2 separate regions of the Mus musculus genome follow, and region 1 is linked to region 2. A link is a contact called in ENCODE POLR2A ChIA-PET data. All regions are on one chromosome and are shown on one strand. The core of a region is the stretch at or near the end of the contact, and the rest is flanking DNA. Distances in the headings are between cores, read along the strand shown. Region 1 holds the start of Tpgs1 (tubulin polyglutamylase complex subunit 1). Region 2 holds the start of C2cd4c (C2 calcium-dependent domain containing 4C).

Evidence for each region. ChIA-PET counts read pairs that join two places held with the same protein, here RNA polymerase II (POLR2A).
Region 1: POLR2A ChIA-PET joins it to region 2 with 14 read pairs in embryonic stem cell. The contact joins the promoter of Tpgs1 here to the promoter of C2cd4c in region 2. POLR2A ChIA-PET finds 5 or more read pairs at or near these places in 4 of 5 experiments (Patski and embryonic stem cell).

Annotation. Positions count from the first base shown.
Region 1 is chr10:79,665,304-79,670,851 of GRCm38, forward strand. It overlaps Tpgs1 (tubulin polyglutamylase complex subunit 1), which reads left to right and starts at 4,136. Exons shown (of 2, transcript NM_148934.3): 1 at 4,136-4,480. The coding sequence starts at 4,143. Madcam1 (mucosal vascular addressin cell adhesion molecule 1) reads left to right here. Exons shown (of 5, transcript NM_013591.3): 3 at 128-454; 4 at 1,036-1,467; 5 at 2,934-3,239. The coding sequence ends at 3,064.
Region 2 is chr10:79,611,845-79,617,674 of GRCm38, forward strand. C2cd4c (C2 calcium-dependent domain containing 4C) reads right to left here and starts at 2,174. Exons shown (of 2, transcript NM_198614.3): 1 at 1,913-2,174; 2 at 1-1,494. The coding sequence starts at 1,467. The coding sequence ends at 208.

The sequences.
Region 1 (5,548 bases), core at 2,886-5,385, 55 kb after region 2:
GGCTGACATACTCACCCTTCCTGTCCCAACCACCTGAGGCCATAGCTGCACTCTCACGCCAAACTCCCCTCTGCCTGGCCCAGGCCTGACCTCTAAGCTCAGCCCTGGGCCTGCTATCGATCCACAGCCTTCCCAGACCAGCTGGTGGTGTCCCCGGAGTTCCTTGTACCTGGACAGGACCAGGTGGTGTCCTGCACGGCCCACAACATCTGGCCTGCAGACCCGAACAGTCTCTCCTTTGCCCTGCTACTGGGAGAGCAGAGACTGGAGGGTGCCCAAGCCCTGGAACCAGAGCAAGAAGAGGAGATACAAGAGGCTGAGGGCACACCACTGTTCCGAATGACACAACGCTGGCGGTTACCCTCCCTGGGGACCCCTGCCCCTCCTGCCCTTCACTGCCAGGTCACCATGCAGCTGCCCAAACTGGTGCTGACCCATAGAAAGGAGATTCCAGGTAAGACCACTGGGTCCTGCCTGCCTCTAGGCCCAGCAGCTCTGGGGCTTGGCCCATGATTGGTTGTCCCCACCTGTAGATCCCCAACAAAACTGTTCAATGCCTGTGTCACAAGGCAGCCAGAAAAGATTAACTCAAAAGATAAGGACCTACTCTATGCTAGCTCCAACATGATATTTCCGTCGTTTTCTGTTCACAAATTCTTGGCTTTGCCTAGGTGGGTGGTTGGCGGTGCACACCTTTAATCCCAGCACTCAGAAAACAGAGCCAGGTGGATTTCTTGAGTTTGAGGCCAGCCTGGTCTACCGAGCGAATTCCAGGACAGTCAGGGCTATACAAAGAAACCCTGTCTTGAAAAACCAAAGTAAATAAATAAAATAAACAGTGATCTGGTAGACTTGCATAAGAGCTAGTACCTACTTCCTGTTCTGTGTCTGTGTCATCAGCTGCTGATCCTAACTAGTATGATGCCTTGTGCCTCTTAAGTGATGTGGGAAGGGTGATGGAAGAATTCTGAACCAATACTGGGTTGCAGATGAGGAAAACTGAGGCTACAGGAAGAACATTCATTCTGTTTGCAGTACTACAGAGCCAGACCTCACCTAAGCCCCCCAACACGACCTCTGCTGAGCCCTACATCCTGACCTCATCAAGTACTGCTGAGGCAGTCTCCACTGGGCTCAACATCACCACCCTACCTTCTGCCCCTCCATACCCCAAGCTTAGCCCTAGGACTCTGAGCTCTGAGGGACCTTGCCGCCCGAAAATCCACCAGGACCTGGAGGCAGGCTGGGAGCTACTCTGTGAAGCATCCTGTGGGCCCGGAGTTACTGTGCGCTGGACCTTGGCTCCTGGCGACCTGGCAACCTACCACAAGAGGGAGGCTGGGGCCCAGGCATGGCTAAGCGTGCTGCCCCCAGGTCCCATGGTAGAGGGCTGGTTCCAGTGCCGCCAGGACCCTGGCGGGCAGGTGACCAATCTGTATGTTCCTGGCCAGGTGACCCCGAATTCCTGTGAGTCTGGGGCCCTGGGAGGGAGGGACAAATGGGACTAAAACACTAGCAGGAGTCTGTACCATGCCTAGCCTCAGTTTCCCCATGTTCAGTATGCTTTCCTGTCTGGAGACCTCTTAGAACTCGGGGCACCTTGCAGTCTTTCAGAGACAGGAAGATCCAGTGAAACAAAAAGTGAAAAAAAAATTTAACATTGGTTTCAGATGCCCGGGGCTGACTTCATAGCTATTTAACTTTAGTTTCACATACCCGGGGCTGGCTTCAAACTTGCATCATAGCTAAAAGTGACCGTGATCTTGCCTCAACCTCTTCAGTGCTGAGATAACAGGTGCACACCACTGTGACACATTTTTTTAAATTTATTGTTATACATAAGTACACTGTAGCTGTCTTCAGACGCACCAGAAGAGGGCATCAGATCTCATTACGGGTGGTTGTGAGCCACCATGTGGCTGCTGGGATTTGAACTCAGGACCTTCAGAAGAGCTGTCAGTGCTCTTACCTGCTGAGCCATCTCACCAGCCCATGACACATGTCTTAATGGTTGATTTTTTAAATACGTTAATTGAGTCTGAAGCAACAGATGTCTCAGAAATTAAAGAGTACTTACTGGTCTTACAGAGAACCTGGGTTCACTTCCCATGTGATAGCTCACAAACATCTGTAACTCCAGATTCAGGGAATGTAACCCACACTTTTGGCCTCCCAGAGCACCATGTGTGCATGGTACACATATGTACATCAACACTAAAATAACTCCTGCACATGCAAATAAGACGCCAGGTGTGTTTGCGCATGTCTTTAATCCTAGCACTCAGGAGGCAGAGACAAGAAACGCATAGCCACTTGTAACTCCAGGACCCTGGAGACTTGACATCCTCCTCTGACTTCCAAGTGTACCTGCATTTGTGGCATACACACAGATACACACACACACACACACACACAAAATAAACATTAAAAAAATAAACCTTAAGCCAGGTGGTGGTGGTGACACATACCTTTAATCTCAGAGGCAGGTGTATCTCTAAGTTCAAGGACATCCTGGTCTACAGAGCAAGTTCCAGGACAGACAGCCAGGATTACATAGAAGACTCTTGTCTCAAAAAATCAAAACAAAACAGACAAAAAACAAAACAAAACAAAACAAAACAAAACAAAACAGAACTAAGCTGGGCACGATGGCACACAAGCTATGATCTAAGTACTTGAGCTGTAGAAGAAGAAGGGTCAATGTCAGCCTAAGCTACAGAGTGAGACCGTAATTTAGAAACAAAAGCTTCCCTTTAAGTAGATTCATTCTTCCATGCTGTCTTTGAGTATGTCTGGTTGGGTGGCTGTTTTCTACCCAAGTAGAGGCTGGCTAGTTAAGTCCACTTTTAAACTGTAAGGGCCTATGTATGTTCCCTCTGTGGAGCCCACAGGCACTGGGACTGATGGCAGCCTTTCTCTTCCTACTCTTTCAGCCTCCACCGTCGTCCTATGGATTGGCAGCTTGGTGCTGGGGCTGCTTGCACTGGTCTTCCTTGCCTACCGCCTGTGGAAATGCTACCGGCCAGGTCCTCGCCCAGACACTAGCTCATGTACACACCTATGAAGCTCCATTATGCCAGACTAAAGGAGGCAGAGAGTGACCAGCTGCAGGATTTGGGGCATCAAGATGATAGTGTGGCCTCTTTCCTTGGTGGTCAGCACATCTATAAGTTTCTCCTGACTTCTGGGCTTTTCTGCCTGCTGGCCCAGAGCTAAATAAAAGCCCCGTATCTAGCCACTGGCATATTCTTTCGTACTGTGAATAGGAAGGCTTTGTACATCACCTATCCCTACAGCCAGAGTCCCTGGAGACAGTCACACATCCCAGTTTTCTTTGGTAGGTCGAGCAACAGGATACTAGGCTGGGAAATGCCTGCATTTAACAAGAGTAACTAAGGAGATATCCAGTGGCTTAGAAAAAGTACTTGGGGGGTAACCTGGGAAAACACGAAGAGCGGTATGGATGCCAGACAAGGGAATAAAAAGTATGTCAGTAGATAAAGAGCCAAAGATAACACAGAAAAGGGACATGCGAGGATACTAGAAAGCCACAGCAGTTCAGAATTGCAAAGAGAGCACCCCCCTCTGGTGGTCAGAAATGGTAACAGTCTGGGAAAGGAAGGAATCTGGTGACAACTCCGCTCAGGCACCTTAACGCTCGGAAGGAGACTAAGTGAGGCCAAAAACCCGGGAGAGCCCAGGCCGAGTCTGGGAGCAAACGCAGAAAACGGTTTGAACTCCGCTTTCAGCCCTAGATTCCTGGTGAGCTTTGCGGGGTTTATCTGGTACCCAGGGTGCCTGGTTGCTAGGAGACCATGCTTAGGAAGACTTGCCCACTACCAAGATGGCAAGGTATCGCGCTTCAAGCCAGAAACCAAGCCCTTCCTGGGGGACCATTTTGAAGTCTGGCAAGCTCACAATTCCAGACCGAAGCTAGAAGATGCAGTCATGGAGTAGCAGGAAAACGCACACAGAGAAAGCCAGGGGCACAGGGGGAAAAGGTCGCTTGCGCTTGTTACTATCGAGATTCTCAGAGAGGGGGGCCGCTGCCTCTGCCCTTAACAAAAATGGTCGTCGAGGGAAGGCGCCTCATCGCGCCGTGAATTATGGCGGCGCTTCCGGTCCCGCTGCCCCCAACAAAGATGGCGGCAGTGGAGAAACGGCGGCCGGCAGTAGCACCAGCGGCCAATTTCCCGGACAGTGGCCGGACGTCGGTGTCTCAGGCGGCGGCGGCCGCTGAGAGCGAGGAGGACTTCCTACGGCAGCTCGGCGTGACGGAGATGCTGCGCGCAGCCCTCCTAAAGGTGCTGGAGATCCGGCCCGAGGAGCCCATCGCCTTCTTGGCGCACTACTTCGAGAACATGGGTCTACGCTCGCCGACCAACGGAGGCGCCGGGGAGCCCCCGGGCCAGCTCCTCCTGCAGCAACAGCGCCTGGGCCGCGCGCTGTGGCACCTTCGCCTGGCTCACCACTCGCAGAGGTGCGGACCGATGGCGGACGGGGGTACCAGAACTACAATTCCCGACAGGCCCCGCGCGGGAGCAACTCGCCGCCGGCGCGGGGCGTTTCCGGGAGTAGTGGTCTTTCCTCTTTTCCCGGGTCTGGTCGGCTTGAGGCAGGTTTAAGGTTCTCGGCACGCCTCGCATCGATTTCGCCTGCAGTGTGCGCGGGGTGTACTGGATATTGTGGTCCGGGTAGGAAGTGCTGGGGGTTGTAATCCATCGTCCATCTATTGCATGAGCTTCCAGGTGATTACGGCCTGGAGGAGGTTGCTTTTGAACCCGAGTCCATTTTGCCCTCGCAGCCAAGGGTTTTGGGAGGTCAAGAAGCCCAGCAAGGTAGTATAAATAGTGTGGTGCTTGTCCAGGAGATGGACAGCCTGTGTACTCAGGCCCCAGGCCCCAGACAGAAGTTCCTTAGATGCACACGCAGAGCACAGGCTGGTCTAGAGCCTGACGTGAACCCTGCAGGGAGCTCCGCAGTGGGAGTAGTTCCAGTGTAGGTGACGACTAAGGACGCTTTTTCATTGCATAGTGGATGAGGGAAGCTGATCAGTAGGGCATCATCAGCCAGGGGGTGACCAAATGCCTGAGGGTCTCAGCATGGGAGTGGCTTTCCAAAGGGTGCTTGGAGGAAGACTCAGGGAGGAGAGCAGGGGAGGGGGCCGCAAGGAGGAAGACGTTGGGCAACAGTAGCTCAGGCCTTCCCTAGGGAAGTGAAAGTCCAGAGATCATACATTTCCAGCTGAGCAGACCAGACATCTCTGCACCAGAGGGAAGGGGCTCAGTATCCAAGATGGTAGCCAAGAAGGGAAGGGTGGAGCATGGCGGGCCCATGTGGCTAGAGGGGAGGGGTACAGGCACAAAGGGAGAAAACCAGCGAGAATGTAGACGGACAGTCTTCAGCTAGGACAGCATTGGGGTATGTGAGTGGGAGACTGAAGGTATCAGCAGAGAATACGCACACAAGACCACACCGTGAGGTGCCCAGGGGAGGAACAAACTGCTTACTGGGGGCATCCGGAATTCTCCCAGGGATGAAGAGCAAT
Region 2 (5,830 bases), core at 924-3,423:
CAGGATCCTGGGACTGCTACGAACCCCACAACTCTATGTGGATGGGCCAAGGTGGAGGGGGAAGGGGTTCCAGTCAGCAATATTTGCCCCAGCAGCCCATCTCCTAAGCGCACTCCACTAAGAGACCCAGGGAAAGCGGGGCAAGAGGCCCCGCCCACCCTCACCCGGCTCAGCTGAGCTAAGTATAGAAGGGAGGAACCAATGACCTCACAGAAAGGGCAACAGGGAGGTCAGTGGCAATTCCTCCTCCCCCAGGAGTGTGTCCCGCTTGAGGCTGCTACCCTTATTGACCACCTTGATCCTGAGGGCCAGCTTACGCACACTGGCTGGCCCCAGGCCATCAAAGAAGAAGTCCTCGTTGAAGATGGGGTGGCGGCTGTTTTTGATGATGGTGCTCCGCTGCTTCTGCAGCTTCCCGGGCACCAGGCACAGCCCCACGCAGCAATTGATGCTCCGGGCATCACAGGGCCGGTCATACAGGCCCTCGGCCGCCAGCAGGCGCACACGCAGGCGGGCCTGAGCAGCCTCGTACTCGGCCAGCAGCCTCACGCTGCCCCTGGTGCCCATCTTCACTGTGTGCTCTCCACGTGGTGCCTGGCCAGACTCCGGGCCTGGCTCCGGGGTAGCCCTGCGGGACAAGCGGCGACGGACACCTGGGCTGGTGTCTGGTGTGCTATCATCCGCAGACAGGGAGCCATGGCGACCTACCGACTGTTTCAGCTGGCTCACTTTGGCCTGGCTGTCCTGGGCGAAGCCCTTGAGCAGCGATACAGAGCGAGACAGCAGAGGGGACCCGAAGGGGGACGACTCAGCAGAGGACCCTGTGTCACTTTCCCCGCCACTGAAGTAGCGGCTAGGGCTCATCAGGGCCCCCCCAACCTCCCGGGATCCCCCATCACCTCCATTGCCCTTGGCCCCTGCTCGCCGGCGGCCAGCACCAGGGGATCCGACCTGGGCCAGGGCCCCGTGCTCACTGTGGAAAAGGGACTCCTTGCGCCTGGTGTGGGGGCTCTCGGCCAGTGTGGCAAAGCCATAGGATGTCTGAGCCTTGGGCACAGAGGGCAATGACATGGCACCCTGCGCCTGGGGGTCAGCGTTGGTGGCTTCCTCGGCTGTCCAGTCCTCCGCACTCTCTATCTGAATCACATGTCGTGTGGCTGCCTTCAGCAGGCTCCTGCTCTCTGAGGCCAACTTGGCCGGCAGCCGGGGACTGCGAGGTGCTCGACGGGGCCCAGGTGAAGCCAGGTTTTGCTCTGAGGTGGAGGGGCCCAGGTCCGCCTGTCCCTCAGCCTCTGTGGGGCCAGAGGGCAGCTTGGGCGGGATGAAGAAGTCGGGGATCTTGTCCGGAGTCAGCACGTTGCTATACAAGGGACCCTTGGAAGACTTGTCCCCAGCCTCACCGCGGCTGGCTCCGTTCTCCCCAGACCCCCGAAGTCGTTCCAAGAACCACATGTTGGTTTTTCTCATGAGGGCGACAGGCAAGAGACCAGGAGTCTGAGGAAAGAAATAGGAGTCAGAAGTGACACTTGTGCTCAAATGTCACCTGTCAGGGCTGTCAAAGGGTCGGACTTGTGTTAAGGGGTCACCTTAGGGTTATCAAGAAGTTGGCATTTATGCCCAGCTGTCAACTGACTGTCAGGGATGTCAGGGGGTGGTACTGTACATGGGAGTCATCCGCCAGGGCCCCATGGGCTTGACACCTGGTTCAGGGGTCACCACCTGTTAGGGTTGAAGCCAGCGTAGTGTAGGATCACGCTGAGCACTTGGGGCGCCCTGAGCAGGGTCAGTCTCCCACGCGAGCTGGGCCCGGCCTGTATCCTGCGCACCCACCCACCACCACCTCAGGGGATCGGGGTCCCCCCAGGGAACCACAGGCCTGAGCATCCCGGCCCCGCCCCCAGCTGCCACCCACCTGTGGCTTCACTCAGCTGCTGCGCTGTGCGTTGGGGGAGGCGGCGACAGCCCTGGGCCCGGTGCAGCGAACTGACCGCGCCCCCGACTCCCTGTGCGCCGGGTATGGGTAGCGCGGAGCGCGCTGGGCTCACCTGCCCCACGGGCTGCGGCGACTCCGGAACGCGGAGCTAGGCTACAGCCCGGCGCAGCTGCGAGCGAGGCGGTAGCGCAGTGGCCAGCTCTCCTCTCGGCGCGGGAAACCGCCCACCAAGCCGTATTCCTCCGATTGCGGCCGCGCGCCCGCGTCCTCGCAATCCGCGAGGGGCGGGGCCTCCCGAACTGGCGGGGAATCGGGGGCAGGGCTCCTAATATAAATAGGGCGGGTCTGCATGCGGAGCTGGGCCTAGGAGACAGTCTCCTGGTTCAAGCTGAGGAGGGGGGAGGCGGAGCTACTGGTAAATAGGGTGGAGCCTGAAGAAGGGGCGGAGCTGGCAGGAGTGTCTGGACTACATTGTTCCAGCCAGGGGCAGGGTTGGTAGCACTGAACCACCTGCCTGGTACAGGGTGGATGGGGCATTGCCTCCTGGTACAGAGAAAGAGTTCTGTGAGGGGTGAGGGGTGATACCAACTTGTATAGCCTGTGGTCCTGGGCAAGACCCAGACTACTGATCTAAGCCTCCTGATGCTAGACTGAATGGAATACATAGAGTCTGGAAGGGGAGCTGAGGGGCGGGGCTTGTGTCACTGAATCCAGCTGAGTCTAGCTGTACCACTTCTAGTCCCAGCCTCTCCTCTCAGCTCTGGGGAACACAACAGATCCCTTCACTAGCCAGCTGGTCTTCAACCAATAATAATAACTCTAATGATTGGAATTGGGAACTGAGTCCCAATCAGCCTCTACATGACCTTCTCCATCTCTGGTTCCCATGGCCACCCAGCAGGGAGTCAGTCATCCTCAGCGTTTGTAGATGAGGTGACAATTTCACTCTAGGAGAACAACCCACCCAGAGAAAGGCCTGGTCACTGTTGGCTGGGTTTCCACAGCTCAGCATCAGGTACTTGGTGTAATACACCTTCCATGGGCCTACATTTATCTGGTACCCATCTATGGCCAAATGACCCAGATGCTGGGAACAGTCTGATGGCTATCCTAGTGACCAATGAAACAGGTAGCCATGGAACAACACACCGGCGAATGACAATATAGGTGTGTGGCTCTCCATGACAAAGCTATAACAGTCCTGGAGTGGTGACACACACCTTTAATTCCAGCATTTGGAGGGGGAGGGGAGCAGAGGCAGGCAGATCTCTATGTGAGTCTAGCCAGGTCTACATAGCAAGTTCCAGGACAGCCAAGGTTACATAGTGAGACTGTCTCAAACCAAACAAAAACAAAACAAACAAAAATCTTGTAACAGGAAATCTAGAGGGCAATGGAAGAAACTGCCATCCATCAGCCATGGCAAAAGAGACCTAGCAGGGTAAGGCCAGGCTCAACCTAAGGTTAGCTACAGGATCACAGCCCCCAGGAACCAGGTGCCTTGGGCTTGCTCTACTGGCGCTTCAATCCTGTGGCTGACCATACTTCCCTCTGTGTGATGGCAGGTAAGTCTCCCAACCTCTGAGCCTCTATAGGTGAGCAAGCATCTTAGCCAAGGGTGTCCTGACTCACCCCAGAGCCTGGCTCCCATAACTCAAGCAGCAAAGGACCCCAAAGGCTGGCTCCCATACCTGAGCACAACTGCTGGCTCCTGCACTGATGTACCTGGAAGCTTAGAAATGAAGGCCCTCTGGCAGTGGTGGCGCACACCTTTAATCCCAGCACTTGGGAGGCAGAGGCAGGCAGATTTCTGAGTTCGAGGCCAGCCTGGTCTACAGAGTGAGTTCCAGGACAGCCAGGGCTACACAGAGAAAACCCTGTCTCAAAAAAAAGAAAGAAAGAGAGAGAGAGAGAGAAAGGAAGGAAGGAAGGAAGGAAGGAAGGAAGGAAGGAAGGAAGGAAGAGAGAGAGAGAGAGAGAGAGAGAGAGAGAGAGAGAGAGAGAGAGAGAAAGAAAGAAAGAAAGAAAGAAAGAAAGAAAGAAAGAAAGAAAGAAAGAAAGAAAGAAAGAAAAGAAAGAGAGGAAATGAAGGCCCATGGGGAAAGGTATCTGGAAGTGGGTCCCCAAACCCACCCTCTTGGCCCCTGTAGACCCCACCCTGCGGCGAGGAAGCCTGGCCCTTCTAGCTGGCAGATGGCAAACAGGAGGAGCCTCAGTCAACAAAGCCGTCTGCCGCTTTCTGAGCTAAGCAGAGTCATTGGCAGAGGCAGACGTGGCCAAACCCCTCCTATCCAGGACTTGGGCTCAGCTCTTGTTGCAGAGAGATCCAAGAATAGGAGGTATATCGATCTGGCTTCTTCCTGCAGTCCTGAGTCGTGCCACCTCCTGCTGTGTGACCTTTGCCCCCAGGCCAGTGGGAGGGGTATTTCTCAGAGGTCTGTGAGGCTTTCTGCTCCTATCTGAGGCTAAAGAAATGGCTCCGTGCTTAAGAGAACTTTGCTCTCAGAGGATCTAGGTTCAGTTTCTAGCACCTACCTGGTGTGCAGATATACACATGAGCAAAACACTCATACACATAAAATTCAATGCAATACTATAGAATTAAGACTCAAGGGCCAACCCTGTGACCACACACAGCTTTAGCAAGGACACTCAGAATGGTGGGCTGTGGGCATAGGGACCTGACTGCCGCTCCTCCATAGCCTATTCACTTCCAGACATGTGCAGCCCTTGGCAGGTCTACAGGAAGCTGGATCTCCTGTCTCTGTGTAAGGGGCTTATGGACACTTCAGAGGAATGACAAACCCAGAATTTGAACTCAGAAATCTCTCTCCTACACCCATCCCAAGATTCCTCGGGCTGGAACATTTGTTAAGTAGTTGACGGTGTAAAAGGTAGGGCTGTAGATAGAACCCCCGCAGAGCCAAGCATGTGGGCTTCTTGGCCCTGTTCATATCACACCTGGGCACCCTAGACTCCGCTGACTCAGGGATCAGGGAGATGACAGGGTCTGGCAGCTCTGCCATTCTTGCCACCGCTCACCAAGAACAGGCCTTTGTCAAGTTGCCTGCTCTCCAGGCACCCATCTCCTAATCTTCACAATGAGATTTGGAGTCTACACTCAGACATGTTCAGAGCAGCATCACACACAGGACTTGAGAGAGGATGGGTGCTGGACCTTGGGGAGGCCAAGGATATGGATGGACTCATAAGTGAGTGGAACTCATCTAGACACCTCCTTGACCCAGGTCCCTGAATCTAACCACACTTCCTCTTCCAGGTTCTCAGACATCCTGTCCTGTCGATGGACACTTCCCGCCATAGTGGTTCTTTTCACTGGAAACCAAGTTTATGGCCTTGTGCTTAAGAAGCCCAGCAGCTCTCTCCAGCACTCCTCAGCCCCATGTCCTTCACCAGTCCCTAGGCAAGCCAGCTTCACATGCGTGGGTGTCTGTGCATACTCTCACCAGAAGTCCTGGTAGATGAGAGGAGCTCAAAGGATCATGGTGGGATGAGTGGATGAGCTGGTACATGGTTGGATGAGGAAGAGTAGGTGGAGTGTGGATAGGGCTGAAGGTGGGGTAGGTAGATAAACAGATGGGTGAGTGGGTGGATGGATGGATTAGTAGATGGAGAAATGGGTGGTTGAATGGGTGGGTGGATGGATGGATGGATGGATGGATGGATGGACGGATGGATGGATAAGTGAATGGATGGATGGGTGGATGGATGGATGGATGGATGGATGGATAAGTGAATGGATGGATGGATGGGTGGATGGATGAATGGATGGATAAGTGAATGGATGGCTGGATGAATGGATGGGTGGATGGATGGATGGATGGATGGATGGATGGATGAATGGATGAATGGATTAGTGAATGGGTGGATGGATGG